Regions from separate parts of the Homo sapiens genome. Here all the other regions are linked to region 3. The links are chromatin loops, found by intact Hi-C in ENCODE. Cell type or tissue: IMR-90. All regions are shown on one strand. Each heading gives the region's core, and the rest is flanking DNA. Links, peaks and the distances in the headings are about the cores only.

Evidence for each region. Peaks named below come from ENCODE experiments on the same cell type or tissue, not always from the same donor. Only the 100,000 strongest peaks of a DNase experiment are listed, where the experiment ranks them.
Region 1: a loop joins it to region 3, with 5 times the contacts of the local background. A loop is called at or near these places in 3 of 110 quality-filtered maps.
Region 2: it touches region 3 in a loop (2.0-fold over the local background); 5 of 110 quality-filtered maps call a loop at or near these places.

Annotation. Positions count from the first base shown.
Region 1 is chr15:58,357,856-58,365,712 of GRCh38, reverse strand. No RefSeq gene overlaps it. Among named protein-coding and RNA genes, the nearest start is that of LIPC, 70 kb to the left of the region's middle. RefSeq lists enhancers at 2,067-2,567, 2,677-2,756, 2,827-2,886. In IMR-90, for the core only: no CTCF peak of the experiment used is centred there; a DNase peak (open chromatin) is centred at 4,262; H3K4me3 peaks cover 177 bases; H3K27ac peaks cover 2,396 bases.
Region 2 is chr15:58,606,257-58,614,113 of GRCh38, reverse strand. It overlaps ADAM10 (ADAM metallopeptidase domain 10), which reads left to right. Exons shown (of 16, transcript NM_001110.4): 12 at 2,123-2,306; 13 at 3,007-3,115; 14 at 3,597-3,817. Among named protein-coding and RNA genes, the nearest start is that of LIPC-AS1, 110 kb to the right of the region's middle. In IMR-90, for the core only: no CTCF peak of the experiment used is centred there; DNase peaks (open chromatin) are centred at 3,393 and 5,753; H3K4me3 peaks cover 571 bases; H3K27ac peaks cover 955 bases.
Region 3 is chr15:58,265,987-58,273,843 of GRCh38, reverse strand. No RefSeq gene overlaps it. Among named protein-coding and RNA genes, the nearest start is that of AQP9, 130 kb to the right of the region's middle. RefSeq lists an enhancer at 3,520-3,814. In IMR-90, for the core only: a CTCF peak has its summit at 3,714 (motif pointing left); a DNase peak (open chromatin) is centred at 3,713; H3K27ac peaks cover 149 bases.

The DNA of each region.
Region 1 (7,857 bases), core at 1,696-6,695, 92 kb before region 3:
TTGCACTGTGGTCTGAGAGACTGTTTCTTATGATAGCCATTCTTTTGCATTTGCTGAGGAGTGTTTTATTTCCAATTATATGGTCAATTTTAGAAAAAGTGCGATGTGGTGCTGAGAAGAATGTATATTCTGTTAATTTTTGGTGGAGAGTTCTGTAGATGTCTGTAAGGTCCACTTGGTCCAGAGAGCTGAGTTCAAGTCCTAATATCCTTGTTAATTTTCTATATTGTTGATCTGTCTAATATTGACAGTGGGGTGTTAAAGTCTCCCACTATTATTGTGTGGGAGTCTAAGTCTCTTCGTAGATCTCTAAGAACTTGCTTTATGAAGCTGGGTGCTCCTGTATTGGTTGCATGTATATTTAGGATAGTTAGCTTTTCTTGTTGCATTGATCTGTTTACCATTATGTAATGCCCTTCTTTGTCTTTTTTGATCTTTGTTGGTTTAAAGTCTGTTTTATCAGAGACTAGGACTGCAACCCCTGCATTTTTTTGCTTTCCATTTGCTTGGTAAATCTTCCTCCATCCCTTTATTTTGAGCCTATGTGTGTCTTTGCATATGAGATGGGTATCCTGAATACAGCACACTGATGGGTCTTGACTCTTTATCCACTTTGCCAATCTGTGTCTTTTAACTGGGGCATTTAGCCCATTTACATTTAAGATTAATATTGTTATGTGTGAATTTGATCCTGTTGTTATGACGCTAGCTGGTTATTTTGGCCATCAGTTGATACAGTTTCTTCATACTGTCTATGATCTTTACAATTTGGTATATTTTTGTAGTGGCTGGTACCAGTTTTTCCTTTCCATATTTAGTGCTTCCTTCAGGAGCTCTTGTAAGGTAGGCCTGGTGGTAACAGCATTTGCTTGTCTGTAAAGGATTTTATTTCTCCTTTGCTTATGAAGCTTAGTTTCGCTGGATATGAAATTCTGGGTTGAAAATTCTTTTCTTTAAGAATGTTGAATATTGGCCCCCACTCTCTTCTGGCTTGCAGTGTTTCTGCAGAGATCTGCTATTAGTCTAATGGGCTTCCATTTGTGGGTAACGAGACCTTTTTCTGTGGCTGCTCTTAACATTTTTTCCTTCATTTCAACCTTGGTGAATCTGACAATTATATGTGTCTTGGGGTTGCTCTTCTCGAGGAGTATGTTTGTGGTGTTCTCTGTATTTCCTGAATTTGAATGTTGGCCTGTCTTGCTAGATTGGGGAAGTTCTGGATAATATCCTGAAGAGTATTTTCCAACTTGGTTTCATTCTCCCTGTCACTTTCAGGTACACCAATCAAACGTAGGTTTGGTCTTTTCACATAGTCCCATATTTCTTGGAGGCTTTGTTTGTTCCTTTTCATTCTTTTTTCTCTACTGTTGTCTTCATGCTTTATTTCATTAAGTTGATCTTCAATCTCTGATATCCTTTCTTCCACGTGATCAATTCAGCTATTGATATTTGTATGCATCACGAAGTTCTCATGCTGTGTTTTTCAGCTCCATCAGGTCATTTATGTTCTTCTCTAAAGTGGTTATTCTAGTTAGCAATTCCTCTAACCTTTTTTCAAGGTTCTCAGCTTCCTTGCATTGGGTTAGAACACACTCCTTTAGCTTGGAGGAGTTTGTTATTACCCACCTTCTGAAGCCTACTTCTGTCAATTCGTCAAACTCATTCTCTGTCCAGTTTTGTTCCCTTGTTGGCAAGGAGTTGTGATGCGTTGGAGGAGAAGAGGTGTCTGGCTTTAGGAATTTTCAGCCTTTCTGTGCTGGTTTTTCCTCATCTTCGTGGATTTATCTACCTTTGGTCTTTGATGTTGGTGACCTTTGGAAGGGGTTTCTTTGTGGATGTCCTTTTTGTTGGTGTTTACACTATTCCTTTCTGTTTGTTAGTTTTCCTTCTAACAGTCAGGCCCTTCTGCTGCTGGTCTGCTGGAGTTTGCTGGAGGTCCACTCCAGATCGTGTTTGCCTTGGTATCACCAGCGGAGGCTGCAGAACAGCAAATATTGGTGCCTGTTCCTTCCTCTGGAAGCTTCATCTCAGAGGCGCACCTGCCAGATGCCAGCCAGAGCTCTCCTCTATGAGGTGTCTGTTGACCCCTGCTGGGAGCTGTCTCCCCATCAGGAGACACAGGGGTCAGGGACCCACTTGAGGAGGCAGCCTGTCCCTTAGCAGAGCTTGAATACTGTGCTGGGAGATCCGCTGCTCTCTTCAGAGCCATCAGGCAGGGATGTTTAAGTCTGCTGAAGCTGCGCCCACAGCCGCGCCCCTTCCCGCAGGTGCTCTGTCCCAGGGAGATGGGAGTTTTATCTATAAGTCCTTAACTGGGGCTGCTGCTTTTCTTTCAGAGATTTCCTGCCCAGAGAGGAGGAATCTAGAGAGGCAGTCTGGCTACAGTGGCTTTGCCAAGCTGTGGTGGGCTCCACCCAGTTCAAACTTCCTGGCGGCTTTTTTTACACTGTGAGGGGAAAACTGCCTACTCAAGCCTCAGTGATGGTGGACGCCCCTCCCCCCACCAAGCTCAAGCATCCCAGGTTGACTTCAGACAGCCGTGCTGGCAGTGAGAATTTCAAGCCAGTGGATCTTAGCTTGCTGGGCTCTGTCGGAGGTGGGATCCACTGAGCTAGACCATTTGGCTCCCTGGCTTCAGCCCCTTTTTTAGGGGAGTGAATGGTTCTGTCTTGCTGGTGTTCCAGGCACCACTGGGTCATGAAAAAAAAGCTGCTGCAGCGAGCTTGGTACCTGCCCAAATGGCTGTCCAGATTTGTGCTTAAAACCCAGGGCCCTGGTGGCTTAGGCACCTGAGGGAATCTCCTGGTCTGTGGGTTGTGAAGACCGTGGGAAAAGTGTAGTATCTAGGCTGGAATACACCGTTTCTCATGGCACAGTCCCTCATGGCTTCCCTTGGGTAGGGGAGGGAGTTCCCCAACCCCTTGTGCCTCCTGGGTGAGGTGAGGCCCCACCCTGCTTTGGCTCACTCTCCGTGGGCTGCACCCACTGTCTAACCAGTCTCAGTGAGATGAGCCAGATACCTCTGTTGGAAATGCAGAAATCATCCGCCTTCTGTGTTGATCTCGCTGGGAGCTGCAGACCAGAGCTCTTCCCATTTGGCCATGTTGCCAGCCTGTCTCCCTGCATTCTTTTAAAATACAGATTCTCTCCTTTTACTATAAGATTCTGATTTTCAGCAGGTGCTATGGTTTAAATGATGGTGTCTGTTCCAAAATTTTTGTGGTAACTTAATCCCCAATGCAACAGTATTAAGAAGTGTGGCCTTCAGGAGATGATTCAGTCATGAGGACTCTGTCTTCACGAGTGGAATTAGTGCCCTTATAAGAGCTGGAGGTTGAAGGGATTGTCCCCTTTCCCTTCCATCTTCTCCTATGTGAGGACAGTGTCCCTCCCCTGTGGAAGATGGAGCAGCAAGGTGCCATCTTGGTAGCAGAGTTGGGACCCTCTCCAGACACCAAACCTGCTGGCCCAGCCTCCAGAACTGTAAAAAAAATTTCTATTGTTTATAAAGTACTACACAGAATGAGGTGTTTTGTTAGAGAAGCACAAACAGACTGAGACAGTAGGTAGGCTCCAGGTGTCTGTATTTGACATCCATCTCAGGTTTACTCACCGGTATTTAGAAACCACTGTTTTAAACCAAATCTAATGATTGCCATTCTTTTATAGTAATTGACTTTTTAAAAATACACTTTATATTTTAGAGCAGTTTAGGTTTACAACAAAATTGAGAGGAAGGTACAGAGACTTTCCACGTATTGCCAGCTCCCACATACGCACAGCCTCCCTTACTATCGAACCACACTAGAGTGGTACATTTGTTACAACTGATGAATCTACACTGACACATCCGTATCACTCAAAGACTATAGTTTACATTAGGGTTCATTGTAGATGTTGTACATTCCGTGGGTTTTGACAAATGTATAATAACACTTATCCACCACTGCAGTGATCATACAGGGTAGCTTCACTGCCCCAAATGCCTCTGTGGGCACGGCATATTCCTCTCTTCCTCCTCGCAACCCCTTGCAACCATTGATCAGTTGTACTAACTGACACTTCCTCTGTTTGGGCATTTCTGGACATTTTGCAACAAGACTTGCTCCTGGTGGCTGGTTCCTCTGCTTTTTCCCATTATGAGATGTTTTTTTTTTTTTGAAGGGGAGAAGCCAGAACCAATGATGTCATTTCTCTGAGGCCTGATGAGGAAAACTGAGCCCATCAGTCTTTTAACCACTGGAGGAGGATCCTGGTGGGAACACTTAGTAATTTGAGATCGTAAAAATGAATGGTGTCATGTAGTAACTGTTAACATACGCCGCAAGATGTTTATGATTCCCTGGGGCCAAATATGTAAACATTCTTCCAAGTTAAGCTGCAGGAGATAGTCAATTTCACAAAGAGATGATTTTTCCATTTATATAAGATGACTGAGTAAGAGGAAATATGGGGTGCAGGGAGTAAAACCGTTTATCTAGAGCCTGGGGCAAGGGCACATGCATCAGGCACCATGTGTGGTGGGCAGGTGGCTTGAGCTGGAGACCCTGGAAGAGGAGCTTGGGCTATGGCCTGAGCCCCTGTGGGAGGTCATGTAGTCCCTCTTTTGAGACAGGGAAAGGTCCATGTTGGGGTCTTTTACCTTCTTGAGAGCAGATGAAAGAGAGACAGAGATGGTTCTTGGAGATAGCGTGAACTGAACTTGCTGGATATGTCCAATTCTAGGAGATTAAGGTGGCTTAGAAGGATTCCTGTGTGGAATCAACTCAACTCACAAATCAAATGAGACTGAGTAAGTGGACAGAAAGGGGCACCATTATAGATTGAATTTTTTCCTCCTGGAAAGGGATGTTGAAATAGAAATACCAGTAACTCAGAATGTGACTTCATTAGGAAATAGAATCTTCATGGAAGTAATCAAGTTAAAATGAGTTCATTAGGATGGACCCTAATCCAGTATGACTGGTGTCCTTCTGAAAGGGCAAATTTGGACACAGAAACAGACATGCACACAGGGAAAACACCACGTGAAGATGGAGGCAGAGATAGGGAGATGCATCCTATAAGGCAAAGAATGCCAGTCATTACAGAAACCAGGAGAGAGGCAGGGAACAGGTTCTCCCTCACAGCCCTCAGAGGAAACCAACCCTGCCGGCACATTGTTCTCACATTTCTAGCTTCCATAACTGGGGGACAGTAAATTTCTGTCATTAAGCTCACCTAACTTATGATGCTTTGTCATGGCAGTCCTAGCGAATGAGTACAAGCACTTTATCTCTTTTATTATGGATCTAAGTTTCATGAAGACAGGAATTGTGTGTTGTTCATGGCATATTTTCAGTGCCTGGAAAAGTGCCTGGCACAGAGTAGGGGCTTAAGGAGTATTTAGCTCAATGCCTGGATCCTTTGGGGGGATATAGAGAGGTTATTTGAGCCAGAGGACACAAACCAATAGCCATCATGTAGTCAGCACCTGGTATGTAGCTGTGATATTTGGTGTTATGAAGATCATCTCTAATCTACAATGTAACCTGCAAGGTAGGTCTCATTTTTCTTAAGTCACAGAGTGGAAACTGAGGTTTAGAGAGATTAGGAAAATTGCCCAAGGTAACACAGCTAGTAAGTGGTAGATGTGGGTTGTAGCTCAGGCCTGTCTGAGTCTCCAGCCCTTGCTCTCATCAGTAGCCAGGACAGCAGAGGGAACCAGGCACACAGCCGGTGCCAGAGTCCCCTTGGAGCAGACGTCAACTAGTAGCTTGGGGATAGATCTCTAGACCCTGGAGAGGTGCAGTGCCAGAGCGGTCATGTTAGGCAGAAATCTAACTCCCCCAGTGGGGGCGTAAGGATGGACATGAGACTGGGGGAGGAGGAGGAATGGAGCTCTGTGCGGAAGTCCCTGGTCACAGCAGCAGCAGCGGGCTCTGGGTTACTCGGACGTGTGTGTGTGTGTGTGTGTGTGTGTGTGTGTGTGTGTGTGTTACCAGAAAGCTTGATGCAGTTGTATAGATGTGGGTGAGGCTGACTCAGACTTTAGGGAAGATGTGCTGCAAAAAGAAATTCTGCGTCTTAAATGGCTGCTGTGCGGCTGGCAAGACAGCAGGAAAGTGGACATGATTGCACTTCCAAGTTGGCTACCATTCCCCCTGCAATTTCCCGAGACTGAGGCCATACAGACGGTCATGAGACTGAGGCCATACAGACGGTCATTAGCCAGGACAGGGTTTTAAGACCCTTTTAAGGCTGTGTTCCCTGATATTCCCTTCAGGGCCATCCTGAGAGGAGCTCTTTCCTTTTCCATCTCCTGTCTGGGAGTTTCCCAATTCTGAAGCCTTTTCCAACCTAATCTCTAATCCATGGGCTAGAGAAGCAATTCTCAGGCTCTTCTATACTGAGCCCCACTTTTGGATGCCATTCCATTTTTTCATCATGTTGCTGGTACCTAGCACGATGCCTGGCACAGAGCTCCTTCGATATATGTTTGCTGAAGGAATAAAATGAGAGGCCTGTCTGGGCTGGACCTTGCAGGACTATACACCATGGAAAGAGCTCCAGTAGCACGATGTTCATTGCCTGTGTTGGGGACTGAAGGGCAAGGGACCTCTGTGGATCAGTGGAGCTCCCTGGTTGAGGAAGTGGCACCTCTGGGGCTCTGTGACCAGGAACAGAGAGTCTTTTCTTGGTTAGCACAGACCTGCTGCTCTAGCTCCTTGCTAAGCTTCAAAGTGGAGAGGAAAAGAGCCTCTGAGGCTATCCAGATTGATGTCTCCTCAATATTGTGGTGGTTATGGTCTCAGAACTGTATGAGCCAGCTATACTTCTAGACCATTGTCAGGTGTACAGATTGCCTAGGGGCGGGGATGGAGTGTGTTTAAAATGCAGATTCCTAGGCCTTTCCACTGCGAATCCAGCTTCAGCTAACCTGGGGTGGAGCAAGCGAAAGAATCTGCCCACAGGTTGTACTGATGCCACTGGCCAGAGGATTGTACTTTGAGAAATGAATCCCTACATTTTCTCACCTGTAAAATGATGCTTTCAGATATCATTTGTTGGGAAATTGTAGAACTCTTTCCAGTGCTGTGAAATAGAAGCACAAGCAGCTTTGTTTGTGTTATCAAAGGTTTAACTCTAATACCAGAGCTTGATTGCTAATGGGCTTCCAGAAGTCACATATTTCACTGGTCCAGATGCTTACCTGGTTTCCAGGTATGTGTGAGAATCTATGCCCACAAAGCAGGAAGTAGGAAATGAACTGGAAAGGATGAAGCTGCTGCCACAGTCTAGTGCGGTATGCCTCCCTCTGCATCCTTACAGATCAAAGGGATGCTAATGTAGGGGAATATGCAGATTTTTCAGACTCTAGCTCGCTGGGTGGGTGATTTCTTTTATGTCATGAAATAACATGAAAGAAGGAAACCCTTGGCTTTGGATTGGCCTCCTGCGGTGGAAAGTCCCAGAGATGTGAAGTCTCATACTAAGGCCTCCCATGCATGATGTGAGGTGAGAGTAAGATTGGATGGGAGGTGCTGGCCCTTCCTGGGAGGACATCTGATACTGAAGGTGACTAAGGTACGTTGGGCCCTGTTACCCACAAAAGACCTCTGCACTTCGGGGCTGATCACAGGCTAAAGGGCCCCATAAAGAGCAGGCCTGTTGATGCTTTGGGAAGCCTGGAAGCTTTGGTTTCTTGTCACAAAAAAGTGCTGAGGTGGTGTAGAGTCTCCGTGAATGAGGTATTACCAGCCAGCCTGGGACAGACGCCTGTGGAACAAGCCTCAAGCTCACCCTGGCTAAGTTAACAAGCTTGACTTCCTGCTCTGCGAATGTTCTCAAAGCAATAGAGTGATGTTAGGTGACTGA
Region 2 (7,857 bases), core at 884-5,883, 340 kb before region 3:
GACGGGGTTTCAAGCTCCTGACAAGTGATCCACCTGCTTTGGCCTCCCAAAGTGTTGGGATTACAGGTGTGAGCCAGTGCACCCCAGCCAAAACAAAGGTTTTCTGTGCCTTTTTAAATCTCTTCTCCTTCTGTAGCTTTTAAGTGATTGATTGATTGGTTGCAGAGATGGGCTTTCACTACATTGCCTAGGTTGATCTTGAACTCCTGGGCTCAAGTGATCCTCCCACCTCAGCCTCCCAAAGTTCTGGCATTACAGGCATGAGTTACTGCACCCAACCTTCTGCAGCTCTTATAATATGAAAATTTATTCACTTGGTGGTGTCCCATAAGTCTTATAGACTTTCTTCCTTTTTTTTTCCTTCCCCTAAATGAGTAATTTCAAACATTCTATCTTGAAGTTCAGAGATTTTCTTTTGCTTGATCAAGTCTGCTGTTGAAGCTGTCTATTATATATTTTTATTTTATTCACTGAATTCTTAAGCCACAGGATTTTTGTTTCTCTTTAATGATATTTATTACTTTTTTGAATTTCTCATTCATATGAATTGTTTTCCTAGTTTCATTGAATTTTTTATCTATATTTTCTTGTGTCTTTTCCCTCAAATCATTATTTTGAATTCCTTTTTAGGCAATTTATTGATTTCCTTTTCTTTGGGACCTGTTGCTAGAGAGTTAATTATGTTCCTTTGGTGGTGTCATATATATTTGTTTTTTCATGTTTCATGAGTCCCTGTGTTCATGTCTGTGTGCCTGTCTGGTGGAACAGTCGTCTCATCTAAATTTTCTAGAGTGACTTTCATGGAGATATACTCTCACCTGTAGCTAGGTCTTAGTGTGCTGGTCGGGAAGGGTGTGGTGCTTCTTTTTCCAGGTAGGTGCAGTGGTATAGTCTCCATGCAGCTTCTTCAGCTGTATTCAACATCATCAATAACTGTAGGCACCTCAGTGGTCTGTGCTGTAGAAGTTTGTGGTAATGGATGCTGGTGGTGTAGGTTGTTAATGTCCTCAGTGGCAACGCCTTTTGGGGCCCTCCTATTCTCATTTTTCCCATAATGGTGAGACTTAGCCAAGGGGATCCCTCTTGGTGTCAGGTCTGACATGGCCTACGAGCACCTGCTGCGGTGCTGGCTTCCAGTTGCGGATGCGTAGAGTAACTGTGGGGCTGGAGTTCTAGGCTCAGGATCTCACAAACCTATTATGGTACTTGTGTCTTGCAGTGCATGTTTACTGTCTGGCAAGATTGAATGTAGGTTGCCTATAGCACCAGGATCTGTGACTCTGGGTTACTCCCTAGCACCTTGGGCCCAGCGGGCCAGTCTGTAGCTGGGATTATACACTTTGTGGGCAGGGTATAGCCCGGGCTTGGGTCCAGGGAAGAGGTGCTCTGGAGATTTGAGCCCAGAGCACAGTGCATGGCAGTAATTTCGGAGCCTGAGCCAATAGGACTCAGTGACGAGTTGGGTCACCGGGGATGGAGGTGGTGGTGAGTCTAGACCCTGGGATGGTGGGGCTTGGTGGTATCCCAAAGTCTGTGAGACCAGGTGCAGCAACAGCAAGTACCTCAGAATGTTCAAGCACAGCTGTCATTTGGGCCCTAGGGGGCAGGGAACAGCACAGTGATGACTACTGTGGGGAGAAGGGTGTCTCAGCAGCTCAGACTCTAGGGGGCTAGTCTAGCTCCAGGGAAGCAGGGTGCTAGAGTTGTTTGGCCTGTAGGCATAGTATCCCAGTTCAGCCACTGATATTTCCCTGGGATGTGAGTTACTGTGTTGGCTTAGCCCTGGAATGCACAGCTCCTCAACTTGGCCAAGGCATTATTACCTGAAGGAGCAATGTGCTGCTTTATCTCATACCCTGCAGGGTGTGACTTTTCTGTGTAGGCCCAGGCACTGTTTCTTTGGGACACACGGCTCCACCAGTGCACTGTTTACTCAGGAGGGCGGTGTGCGGTTTCAGTTTTTTGAAGTTGTATACCAGTAACATACTTATCATTTAAGTGATGAGACTTAGGATTTAAAAATTGGTACTATGTCTAATAATGTGGATCTAATCTAATATCTAATAGTATATAGGGAATAACTAGTGATTTACTTTGTTTAATCACTTAATGTTTCCTCTAGTCCAAGTCAAGGTCCTTGTTGTACAGCACAGTGTGCATTCAAGTCAAAGTCTGAGAAGTGTCGGGATGATTCAGACTGTGCAAGGGAAGGAATATGTAATGGCTTCACAGCTCTCTGCCCAGCATCTGACCCTAAACCAAACTTCACAGACTGTAATAGGCATACACAAGTGTGCATTAATGGGGTAAGCATTTAACTATATGTTTTAAAATTTAATTTTAGAAAACTTGTTTTTCAGAAGAATTATTGATGCTTAAAGCTACATAGTTAAAGTAATTAATCTTGGTCTCTGTTTAAGTAATATTCCCTCACAAAACCATGAATATATTATGTGGCATTCAATTAGCTACTAATTTGTCTTTCATCTTTCCATGTACATGTGGTTGATATTCTCTAGAGAAACATAGTTGTACAACTCGGCATGTGATTTGTCTATAATATTTAAGTTTTATAAAATAATATTTCAGTAGCCTAAATAAAAGAACTCTTTGGTCATCTTCTCTGAATATCAAACCTTCAAAGCTTTTGTGGCTGAATATCACTTTGCTCTACAGGAAAAAAATTTAATTTTTCTTTCTTTATAGAAGAGCCGTAATAACCAACATAAAATCGATCCTCATCTAATCTCTTGCTCTGCTTTTATTTCATTTTTTTAAGTTGCCATTGCTTTAAAAGATTTACTATCTTTCTTGGATTTACTGTTTTTCAAATTTTTTCAAATGTATTTATGTAATTCAGTTTTGATACTCATCTCTGTTTGTTTTTCACTTTCATTTCCATTTAAATATTTTGACATTGGAAGCTCATACTTGCCTGTCTGTTACTATAAAAAATAGGTTTGACTGTATAGGGATTAAACAATTTGTCTTTTATTTTTCTTCTAGCAATGTGCAGGTTCTATCTGTGAGAAATATGGCTTAGAGGAGTGTACGTGTGCCAGTTCTGATGGCAAAGATGATAAAGAATTATGCCATGTATGCTGTATGAAGAAAAGTAAGGCTTTTAAAAACACAAGAGTATAAAATTTGCCTCAAACTATTATTTTCTCCTAAATTTTAAGTGTAAAACTTTGACCTACAGTTTGGCCAGATAATTTCCAGCTAAATCTGTCCTCTTGAGGAGATTATAAATGTAACGTAGCATTGTGTCTCTATTATTATGGTCTCTACAATGTTTTAAAAATGATAAACTAGACAAAACGTTGCCAGCTTTACAGCAGTAATTTACATAAACACTGTTAGACTTTAAGTCATCGTGGACACTGAGTCAAGACTTGCTGGTTGCTTGTTTACATTGTAACATTTAATATGAATTACTGATGGCGTTACCCAGCCTAACTAGAGAAGGTCTGTATAACATGTTATGGTAATGATTTCAGTTTTTTTTCCCTCTTTGTATTTGCACAACTGGAAATCTGATCTTCAACTTATATTTGAATCTGACCTTCAGCTTATATTTGGCATTTCTTTTCCAGTGGACCCATCAACTTGTGCCAGTACAGGGTCTGTGCAGTGGAGTAGGCACTTCAGTGGTCGAACCATCACCCTGCAACCTGGATCCCCTTGCAACGATTTTAGAGGTTACTGTGATGTTTTCATGCGGTGCAGATTAGTAGATGCTGATGGTCCTCTAGCTAGGCTTAAAAAAGCAATTTTTAGTCCAGAGCTCTATGAAAACATTGCTGAATGGATTGTGGTAAGTATGTTTTTTATTTACAAAGAAAACTTAAAGTGGTTTGATCTTAATTTTACTTGGCCAGAAGTCATCAAAGTTACGAGAAAACAACTTAACTATTTATATTAGAATTACTTTATATGAAGATTTTTAAAGTTCTAATATTTCTGGTTATTATTTCCTTCTGAAGTGATCAGAATCATGTGTATCATTCATAGATTGCTTAGTAGGTGATGGGAGTCATTCTGTTTTACCGTGCTCCTTAGTTCATCTCCTGGATGGGTTACTTCTTTTGGTGCATATTATTAGGGCATTTTCATGGGACTTAAAAAACATTTTTTTTTGTTGTTTTTCAAGACAACTTATTTGCCCAAATCGTGGACTAATTGGTGATTTTTCCTGATCTTTCAGTATAATCTCTGGGTCTTTATCTTGTTTGTAATAGGAAATGTTGAACAGAATAAGATCAGATACACAGCCTTTTGTAGATCTACTAATGATTATGGATGTTCATCCAGCAGTAATCCACTGAACGCTTATTTTTAAGCCCACATATCTCCAAGTTGTACAAACACAGAATTACCTGATGTTTTCTTAAAAGATTGTCAAGATTGACTATCTCAACTTAAGTGTTCATGCTTTAAAAGTGATAACATTAAAATATCTATAGGAAGCTTGCAAATGATATATTTGAGAATGTGCTATAATTGAACTGAATGTAGTTTGCTTTGGAAATTGACTTATAACTCACATTCCCCTTTCTCAAATTAGTGTGTATGTGTGTGTGTGTGTATGTATGTATGTGTGTGTTCAGAACTATGGATGCCTTAAAGCACAAAAGATGTTGTTTGTGTGGGATGTCAGCCTTTTTTGTACTCTTCTAATAACATTCTAGAGTAAAAATTTTATAGTTAACCCCAGCATTTAAAATGATGTTTACCGTTCCTAGGACACATTAGGATATGTGGTTTTTAGATATGTAATGATCATGGAGTAGAAGGATTGTTGAAATTGGATTTAGGAGATCTACCTAGGTTTCAAACCAAATACTTGAGCAGTTGACTTAACTTAGGTTTCCTTAAAACATGTTACTCTTTTTTTAAATTCCTGTGCTTGTTGCGTGGTAAGTTCTAGTAAATACCTGTCAAACTGAAGTTGTCTTCTGGTACCATGGTGCAGTGGAAAGAGCACATGTTTGAGAATCACGTAAGGATTCAAATAATCTTTCTGGTGTTTATCAATTCTGTGACTTCAAGCAGCTTACCTTTCTTGGCCCTTCTTTATTTTCAACTCAGCTATTTTTTTTTCTGATTGTCTCTAATAAGAAAAGTTGAAATTTGGTATACTTGTCTGCTGTAGAAGACAGTGTATACAGAAAACGAAAGGAGATCTCAGAATTACATTCTACTGAGTATATATTGTGCTAGATATTTTAGATTTTTGGGGTACTAAGTCATATCTAAACATAGCATTTTTTTACTTTTCTCTGTTATCTCTAATTTTCACTCATTACATTATTTAGAATTTCAAAAGCCCATTTATTTTCACTTTAAAAATATTTAATAGACATGATCTTTTAAGTATTTTTAAGACCTTTTCTCCCCATATTTTAGATGTGAGGATTAATGAAATGTTTCACAATGAATTGGCAACATGAAGTCCTTTCTTGTGCTCTGGAACTAATTAATCAGACACTTTCAAGTTCATAGACGTTGACTTTAAGTGTGTGTGGGATAGAACATGCCTTTATTTTATATCATTGTTGACAGGCATATGCCAGTCTTTCGAATAGCATGCTCATAATGTGTGAAGAGTACCGCTAGGCTGTTGGTGCATTTGTGGGCATTAACCACATCAAGCAGTAAGATAATAAACATCTGGTCTTTACAAGTTACTTGTCTCATTTGCTTATGTGCATAGTTTACTTGCATACCGGGATTTATCATGTTAGGGAAGTGCCCTTCCAGTTAGTAATACAGATTATCAGGATGCTCTTGTGTAAGAAGCTGTGAAAGAAGTGAGGGGTTAGTTTCACTACTTTCCTTTCCAGTGGTGCCTGGTGGCGTTTTGTCTTCTTTCTGTGTTACACTATGGCAGCTTTTCTCCTCATGCAGGGTAGAGTAGGAAGAACCTTAACAATTTAGAACTTCAGGGCATGGGTTATTGACTGCTGCTACTGGTACCACGGAAGTGATACTTTCTTTTCTGTGTTGACAACTATGTTTTGATTTTTCCAAATACATTTACTGTATTTGCTGAGTGCCTACTGTGTGTTTGGACAGGATAAAATGATAAACATCCTTTGGATTTATCAAAGAGTCATCTAGTTCTTGAAACATTTAAGAGCATTCATCAGTAAATCTGTTGAGACCTTATTTCAGCATCTCCTTTTCTTTAATTAGGGATTGAGGGCATTGGTAATTCATTTCCAGTTTCTTCTATAGTTGATGTGTTCTGATTTTCTGTATCTTTCATGTTAGGTTTGACATTGTAGAAAACTACCTCTTACCTTGACTTTTATTGTTCAAATGTATTGTTGTGTTTCCCCTCCTTTTAAAAATCATTGCCTGATGATTTTGTGGCTTTTTTCTTTTTAACTTGTTCAGATTTATCAGGAGTTTGTATTTTTGTATTGCTAATTTATCAAGAGTCAAACACATTCTCATTTTAAAATTAGTTTCTGCTGTCATATTTTGCTATAATTTTATGCATCTAAGTAGTAAGTATCTGGTATTCTTTATGAATGAAAGATTTAGAGCACTGTTTCCCAAATGCTTAACAGAACACTAGTTCCATTAGATGTTCTGGGCCTTCAATGGTCAAATGAATCTGGAAAACTACTCCATACTATAGACCTTTCTTGGAGATTTGTGAGAAGACCTGCAATAAATAAATCGTTTAAACTTCATTTTCCAAACTTACCTAACCCTAGAAACTTTTATGATGAAAAGACTAAGTCCTAAATATCCTTAGATGTCATTTGGAAAAATATTGATTAATAGCAGTAGTTCTCAATCCTGATTGTATACCAGAATCACCCTAGGGTTTGGACTAATTAAATCAGAATCTCTTGGGTTTAAGTATCTGGGTCTTTTAAAACTCTCCAGTTAATTCTGATGAGGAGCCAGGGTTAAGAACCACTCATCTAGAACAGGGGTTGGCAAACTATGGCCCATGGGCCAAATCCAGCCCGTGCCTATTTCTGTATGGCTCAGAAGCTAAGAACGGTTTTTACATTTTTAAATGATTGAAAAAAATTTAAAAATTATCAAAACATTCTTTTAAAAATCATATGAAATTCAAATTTCAGTATTGATAAATAACATTTTATAGGAACATGGCCACACCCATTTGTTTACACATTGTCTTTGGCTGCTTTTGCACTTTGAGTAGCTGCAACAGTGACTGTATGGCCCCACAAAACCTCAAATGTTTATCTGGGCTTTTATGGGAAATATTTGCCAACTCCTGATCGAGAGCGGTGATCTCAAAGTGTAGGCCTGAGAAGCAGCATCAGCATCACCTGGGAACTTCATAGAAATGCAAATTCTTACGTTCCATTCCAGACCCACTGAGTCAGTAGGTGATGGTGCGTGCTAATAGTTTGTCTGCCATTTTTTTCAGTCTCTGTGATATGTGACTCCTTTTTAAAAAGACTTGTAACAGAAATTTTCCATTTTATCATCTTGATATGTTGAAAATAGAAGGTGGTTTCATTGCTTTGTGGAACAGACCACATAGCATAGCACTTAATGAAACTTTAACAACAAAGATATAATGATATTGTAAGGTTTTCAGCATATAGTGAGGACACAGTATACATTTGCTAGATGAATGAAGCAGATTTCTCAAATGTAATAATTTATATGGAAAAGAGTAAAACTTGTGCATATTAACTTTGAAACTGGAATGTTTTCAGGTTCCTGTTAGTGGTATTTTATCTTACTTGCCCAGGTTGAGCTTAAAGTAACCAAAAGTTTAGTAGCAAGTTGCTTTCTGCTTGGCAGATCGCTGTTGCTGCTGCTGCTAGTGGTGGTGGGAGTTTGAAGGATAGGAGGAGT
Region 3 (7,857 bases), core at 1,595-6,594:
AGAATGATTTAACTACATTTACCTCCCTCTTGACCTTTGTGATATTGTTTCCATACATTTTACTTCTACATATGTATAAACTCCACAAGACTGTGCTTTAAATAGTCAATGTTATTTTCTACTTATACACATATTTACCCTTTCTGTTGCTTTTTATTTCTTCTTATAGTCCCATGCTTCTACCTAGGATCTTTAACTTATCAATTATAGCTATTTATTTATTTATTTATTGTGATGGAGTCTTGCTCTGTCGCCCAGGTTGGAGTGCAGTGGTATAATTAATCTCGGCTCACTGCAACCTCCGCCTCCCGGGTTCAAGCGATTCTCCTGCCTCAGCCTCCTGAGTAGATGGGATTATAGGGATGCACCACCTTGCCCGGCTAATTTTTGTATTTTCAGTAGAGACGTGGTTTCACCACGTTGGTCAGGCTGGTCTCACACTCCTGACCTCAGGTGATCCGCCCACCTTGCCCTCCCAAAGTGCTGGGATTACAGGCACGTAATCCACTGTGCCTGGCCCAATTATAGCTATTTTAAAGTTTTTGCATCCTAATGCCAATATTTGGATTACGTGTGGGTTTGCCTCTATTGTTTGTTTTTCCTCTGGGTTATTGGCCTACTAATGTTTTGTTGTATGCCATTGTAGACATTTTTGAAAAGTTTAAAAAGTTTCCAGAATGTTATGTTTTAACGTAAGGAGTCCCTTCTTCCTCTCTTAGGCAGATAAGGCAAGGGGCTAATCACCTGAATCAAGTTATGCTTTGCGCTGGTCAGGGCTGGGTTGAAGTGTTTCTGAGACTGGCTCCATACTCCCAAGCTTTTGATTGAGAGCCTGACGGGTTTCTGCCTTTTCATCCCTGAAAACCTGCAGGAGATTCAGCTCCATCATTCCTCAGAAATCTGGTAAATATATTAAGAAAGAGGCTGGCTGTGTTTTTGAGGCGGGCCCACTCTCTGGGAGACTAATGGAGATTTCACTCTGCTTTTGGAAGCCCTTGGCCTAGCTCCTTGGCTTTCTGTGGGTTATGCAGGACTCAGTAAATGTTTCATGGGGAAAACCAGCCACATGTTTGGGGCTTGGGCATCTAGTGTCACATGACTGCCCAAATCCAGTAGATTTCCTCTGCATGGGCCAAGCCCAATCCTCAGTCCGCCCACAGAACTGGCAAAAAAAGAGGAGAAAGCTGCTGGCAATTTTCAGCTCATTCAACAGGGCTTTAAAAAAAAGTCTTTCCTCCTGCAAATCAGAATAATCTAGTCATCATTGCTTCCATTACTTGCTAATATCTTAAAAGTTGATTTTGTAATTTACCCGGGTTTTCTAGTTGTTGAAGTGAGAACCTGGGGCTGCCACTATCTACTGTATTCTGCCCAGGAGCAAAAGTTGACTACCGTAACAATTTAAAATATAAAACATGTATACTAAAAACATCTATAATTAGTCAATATCACTACTCTTCTTTTGACTACTATAAAAACTTTAGAGGAGTAACATTAACATTAAAGAATGTAGGAATGGCAAATATACAAGCAGCCACTACCCCTAGGACTGAGGCAGGTACACATCTGGAAAAGGGCCTTCTCCCAGGGTGAGAGTCACATTTTACTGAAGGTTGACGCCCCCTGCATGGTGGAGAAGTCTGCTTAGGCCCCACAGTCTGGGGCTGGTAGACAGGCAAACTCGCTGCTAGAATGCTGGCAACACTGCTAGCAGACCACCTATTAGACTGCCAGTGATGAACTTTCTTGAACCCACTCACTGTGTTGCTGTGGAAGTCACTGGGAAGCCACCTGCTGGGGTGCCCGTAGAACTTGCTGGAAGCTGTGCTAACTGCTAGGTAAGTGGCCCCTCACCTGCAAACCACCCACTGGCTGCCACAGGAGCCGGAAGAGTAAAGCAACAGAACCAGAAAGAGAAGCCCCTTCCTCCTGCTGGTCTTTCCAGGGCCCTGTACTGTCAAGGACTAACATTGCAACAGCTGGGGTCCAGCTCTACATCCCAAAGGAGGGCACAGAAGAATGGATTAAGAGCCAAGAGGAATACATTGATAATTGGCACAGATTTTCTTTTGCTCACCGTTGCTACTTGCACCCCATCCTTCCTGTGTTTATAGTTTGATTTCTGAAGTACATCCTTTAGCAATTATTTTAGCGCGGGTCACTGGATAAATTTTCTCAGCTTTGTCCATCCCAAATTGTCTTTATTTTACCCTCCTCCTTGAATAATAGTTTAGCTGGGTATTAAATTCTACACTGACTGGTCATTTTCCTAAGTACTACAAAAATATTATTTCATGTCTTCTGATCTTTGTGGCTCTTATTAAAATTTTTGCTCTTAGTTTAATTATTTGTAGGCAATCTGTCTCTTGTTGCTTTGAAGATTTTTTTTTTTTTTCTGGTCTGGAGTTTCCTATCAATGTTCCAGGTTTTTATCTTATTTGGGAGTCTGTGTTTCTTCCATCGGTGGAGTCATTTTCAGAAAATCTCTATCAATTCTGGAAAAATCTCTCCCATTAACTTTCCAAACATTGCCTTCCTAGTTCACTCTGTTTTGTCTTTCTGGAACTCCTATTATCTGCATTTCAATGCTTTTTATTCTTTTCTCTATGTATTTTATAGATATTTTTGTCTAACTTTCTGTGCTGAATTCTGTGCAGATTACTCAGTTCTTCTTGTCCACTATTTTCTCTACAGCTATGTTTAATCAGCTACTGAGCTCATTCTTTGAAGGCTTGTTTTTCATTTGTAAAAGTTTTATTTGGTTATTTTTCGAATCTGCCTGTTCTTGTCAAGTCTCTCCTTTTTCTACTAATTTACAAATTTTCTTTTAAGCGTATTTATAATCTTTTCTTTTGGATTGTTTTATTATCAGAAGTTACTTTAGTTCTAAGCCCATTCTAAATTCTTTATTCTAAGTACTTTAGTTCTAAGCCCATTTAGTTCTAAGCCTGGTTCTAAATTCATTATTGTATTTTACTGTATATTTGACAATACTTAAGGGTTGTTCCGTTGTGAGTTTTTAAATTTTGGATTGGATGTATATTCAGTATTTCGCTTTTTGGAGAATGCTATGCCACCTTGGTTGAGGAAGTAACCCTTCATAATGTTTTTGTGTTTACTCATGCTAGGTAATATAAATTTGTATCTTTAATAGCATAGGCCAGAGATTTTTGATGTCTCAGTGGTATCAGTCTGGGTCTAATCGGGAGACAGAAACCACACATAATAACTTAAATAAGTTAATTTACTATAAGGCATTATTAAGCTATGTTAACAGAGTAACTAAAATGATGTAAAGGGAATGCTACATTGAGACTCTAGGGCTGAGAGAGAATACCCAAGGAAGGGCACATTTGGATAGGATGGGGCCTTCTTGAGGCTGGGGTTCAAAACTCATTGGCAAAGATGTGGCTGCAGCTCACAGGAAGGAGAGGAGTTTACTGCGGCCCATCCGCAGTTGCTGGGCAAACAGGAAACACAAGGTGTAAAGTCTGGAGCATGGGAAGTCTGTGTCAGGAGGACCATGGAAAGGTGGTCACAGGACTGGCTGGAATGGTGAGGTCACCGAGGGACCGTGCAGAACACCACTGGATGTCCCCCTTCACCCACCCTGCTGACCAACCCTGCAGCAGGAGCAATAAAAAGCCAAACCCCTCACACAGAAACCAGGAAGAGAAGCCCTTTTCCTCCTGCAGTGTCCCTCCAGTGCCCTCTGCTGACAAGTATAGTATGATCCTTACTGTGAAGGAGAAAGGCTTACAGTGTTCAGACTGTGATCCCAGACCAGGTATTACAAGTTCAAAGCTGAGAGGCAATAAATTAATAAATGCCTCAATTTATCAATCCATCTGGATTGGTATATTTTCTTCTCCAGAATGTGAGCAAAGACACCCTTGATCTATTTGCCAGTAAATTGATTATTGTTAGTCCACCTTTCTCTGCAGGTGCCACCCTTTGAGAGTTCAGGTTTTAAGCAGCGGCCCTGTTCCCACTCCCTACCTCATGTGGACTCAAGGACTTCTTTCCTTTTCCCACGCGGGCATTAAAGCCGGCGCCCCTAGGAAACTGATGTCAATATCTTCTCATCCAATTTGGCAGCTGCTCATCACTTACTACTTTTCTTTTATGGTCTCTTTTCATTTTCATCACTTGGGAATTTCCCTTTCTTGGTTGTGAACGCAGCTGTGCATTAAAAACAAAGTGACACACATTATACCTAGCATTTCTAAGAGGTCTTAGAGGGAAGAGTTCAGTCTCCATTCCTCTGGCAGCTTAACAATACCTGTTCTTGTTCTCTCTTGCAAGTTTCTGGGCCAGATACCTTTTTTTTTCCTCTTTTTTTTTTTTTTTTTTTTTTTTTTTTCCAGAAAAGGTCTGGCTCTATCACCCAGGCTGGAGTGCAGTGGCACTATCTCAGCTCACTGCAACCTCTGCCTCCTGGGCTCAAGCAGTCCTCCCACCCCAGCCTCTTGAGTAGCTGGACTATAGGCATGCACCACCATGCCCAGATCATTTTTGTATTTTTTATGGAGACGGGGTTTTGCTATGTTGCCCAGGCTGTTATTGAACTTGTGAGTTCAAGCAATCACCTGCCTCAGCCTCCTAAAGTGCTGGAATTAGAGGAGTGAGCCGCCACGCCCAGCCTTGGGCCAGAAAACTTCTTGAGACATATGCTAGAAGATTTAAAATGTAAATAAAATAACCCTCACTGCGAGTTGCATTATTTTATTTTAGCATATCATCAGACCATGGCTGCTAGTTTAGGTGATTAATAGCTAGACTATCTCAAGCTTGGTGAAGTGGCTTGTACAGTGCTTGTCACCTGTAACTTTCATATGTGCATTTTTAAAACACTGCAGAGATGAATTTGTGGCAGCAAGAAGGGATTTTAATCTCCACCTGAGGGCTCTGCATACTTTGGTGGGTGTGTAACCAATTTCCATTTCATTAGTTATGTAAGATGTGACTTAACTCAATAACTGGATCCGACCCACATTTCTGATTTACTTCAGCAATGTATTAGCAAACATATAGGTTACGCTATGCATTGGCCTTACCCTTAGTTTAATTTTGGAGGTTGGTGTATTGTTTTACTGGGGAAACGTGTGCCCTAGAAATGTAAGGAGACTTTCCTCTGAGCTTCTGACACATTTTGCATACATCTAGACTATACTGCCTATCAATTGCAATGTAGTTTTTGTTTACTTGCTGACATTCCCTTCCAATTAGATCTTTGAGGATGAGATCTTTTTATCTGCCCCAGGGCCTCACACAGCTGCAGAAAGGAGATGATAATTAAATAATTTTTGAGTAAAGCACATTTTGCCTAGGATCATACAACTAGAAGTAACTCAGCATAACTTGTGTGTGCACCCACTATACTTCAGTACTTTAACTGCAGCAAAAGGCATGTGAGGGAATTATGGCTGGGTAGGTAAGCAGATTCCAGATCTTTGAATATTTCGTATACCATACTTGGATTTTTGAGTTCTCTTAAGGCCATGGGGAACCATTCAGGAGTTTCCATGTGAAGGGTGAGATGATGAGAAATGCATTTGTAAAGATCAATTTGTTGGTTTTATGTAGATCCTATAACCATTTAAATGGCTCTTATGAAATATTGGTGGAATGAGAATGAATACAAGAATGAATCAGGAGGTGCACCTTGGCTCTCCACAGTACACTTTGGTTCTATTGTCTGAGACAGAGTGCTAGCTGGGAGGTGTTTTGGACTGAACTGTGGCCTCTCCAAATTCATATGTTGAACTCCTAGCTCAGGACCTCAGCATGTGACAGTATTTGGAGATACCAAAGAGGTAATTAAGTTAACATGAGACCATTAGAGTGGGCCCTAATCCAATCTGATGGGTGTCCTAATAAGAAGAAAAGATTAGGACACAGAGAGAGACACCAGGGGTGAGCATGCATAGAGGGAGGAGCCTGTGAAGAGGCAGCAATAGGGCGGCCATCCACGAGCCAAAAAGAGCGGCCTCAGAGGAAACCAACCCTGCTGGCATCTTGATCTTGGACTTCCAGCCTCTAGAACTATGAAAGAAGAAATTTCTGTTTGTTGCCACCCAGTCTGCAATATTTTGTTATGGCAACCTTAGCAAACTAATAGAGATGGCTTTATAGGTTGGCCCAGTGTGGCCATCCCTACCTACTTTGGAGTAAAAGCTGTAGGAGTGATGGTAAAGAGCTTTTCCCACTGGAGGACTCAAGAGAGTTGGTAAAATGCAGTAGGAGGAGTTTCCATTAGGCATAAAAATACTTCCTCAGGTATAGAAGATGAAGTACTTCTATACCTGAGGGAGGGGGTGGCAAGGGAAACTGAAGTAAGGAAGCAAAGGCACACGTGGCAGTTGGGAAGCCCATGGGCACTGATGAAGGTAGGCAGTTCTTTTCTTTGCTACCCAGTGTTGAATTCTCCCCCTACTTGGGAGGAAAGAGAGTCTGTCATTGTGTGTTGCAAGGCAGAGCTGCCACCTCCTTTAAAGAAGCTCTTGGCAGAGGATGTCAGAAAGAATGGGCTGAGGCCCTAGGCTCAGCCAACTGGAGGTCCACACCCAGAACCCTCCACCTCACTGGAATAATCCACAGAAGATATGCCATCAGCTGAAAAATTCCTTACTGATGACTGCAACAAGGTGAGGCTCTTGCTAGCAGCAATGATACCAGAGGTGGTATCTCCAACAGAGGCCCCTTGCCGGTGGCCAGGCTTCCTCTCTCTCATCCTGCCCCCTACAAGACTGCATGTCCTGGCTTTCCCAGTCAGTTCTGTTGCTTGCAACCAGCAACCCTACAGATCCAGTGGTGAAGGGTGTTTTTTTTACCCCAGAATTTTGCAGAGTACTACTTGTTAAAGAAAGTCAGTTCTAATTAGAGCAACCCTCACTCAAGATTAGATAGGGGGTGAGAAGAGGTCGGAGAAGCTATTCAGTATAAGATTATATTTATATAGGAGGAGAGCGGGGGTGAGAACAAAGACAGGCAGATGCAAAGATGACATGAAACAAATTAAAATGTCTTATGCGATCAGTTAGAATACCTCAGTAAAATTGACACAAGATTTTTGTGACTTTTTTCTTTTAAATTTATTTTAACAATTCTTTTGAAGAGAGCTACTGATTAAATATTAATTCTGTTCTTAGTTGAGTGTTCTGATTATGTAGAAATAGTTTCCTATGGACTAGAAAAGTTGAGCATACTTTTCATGGTTCTTTGCATCTCATAAGCTTTCCTAAGTGGAAGAAGCCTGATTTTATTATCAATTAGAATCTTGAGTTCCAAATAATCGTTGTGGTTAAAGCACTGGACTGGAGTCAGGAGTTTTTAGCTGTGAAAACTCAGTTTCACTCCATTCTAGTATGGAATCTGGAAAAAATGATCTCAAAAGCTTCCCACAGCCCCAAAATTTTGATTCTACCTTAAACTATTAGGAACTTATTAGGGCATTTTAAACTTGCAGAAAAGTTTAGAAAATTGAGTAATAGACATAAATGTATCTATTATTTAGCTTTAATGTAACAGTTTGCAGTATTTGCTTCTGATTTTTCTTTTAGTTTTTAAAAAATTTCCATTCAATCAAAATTGGCTTTTTTTGGTGTACAGTCCTATGAATTAAAACATTTTTTATTGTGGTAAAATGTACATGAAAGTTTCCCAAGTTAACCATTTTTAAGTGTCCAATTCATGCTAAGTGCATACACATTGTCGTACAACCACTACCACTATACATTTCTAGAATCTTTTCATCTTCTCAAACTGAAACTCCATATCCATTATGTAATGAGTCCCTTCCCTCAGTCCCTGGCAACCATCCATTCTACTTTTCTTTGTGAAATTTAGTCCTGTGAA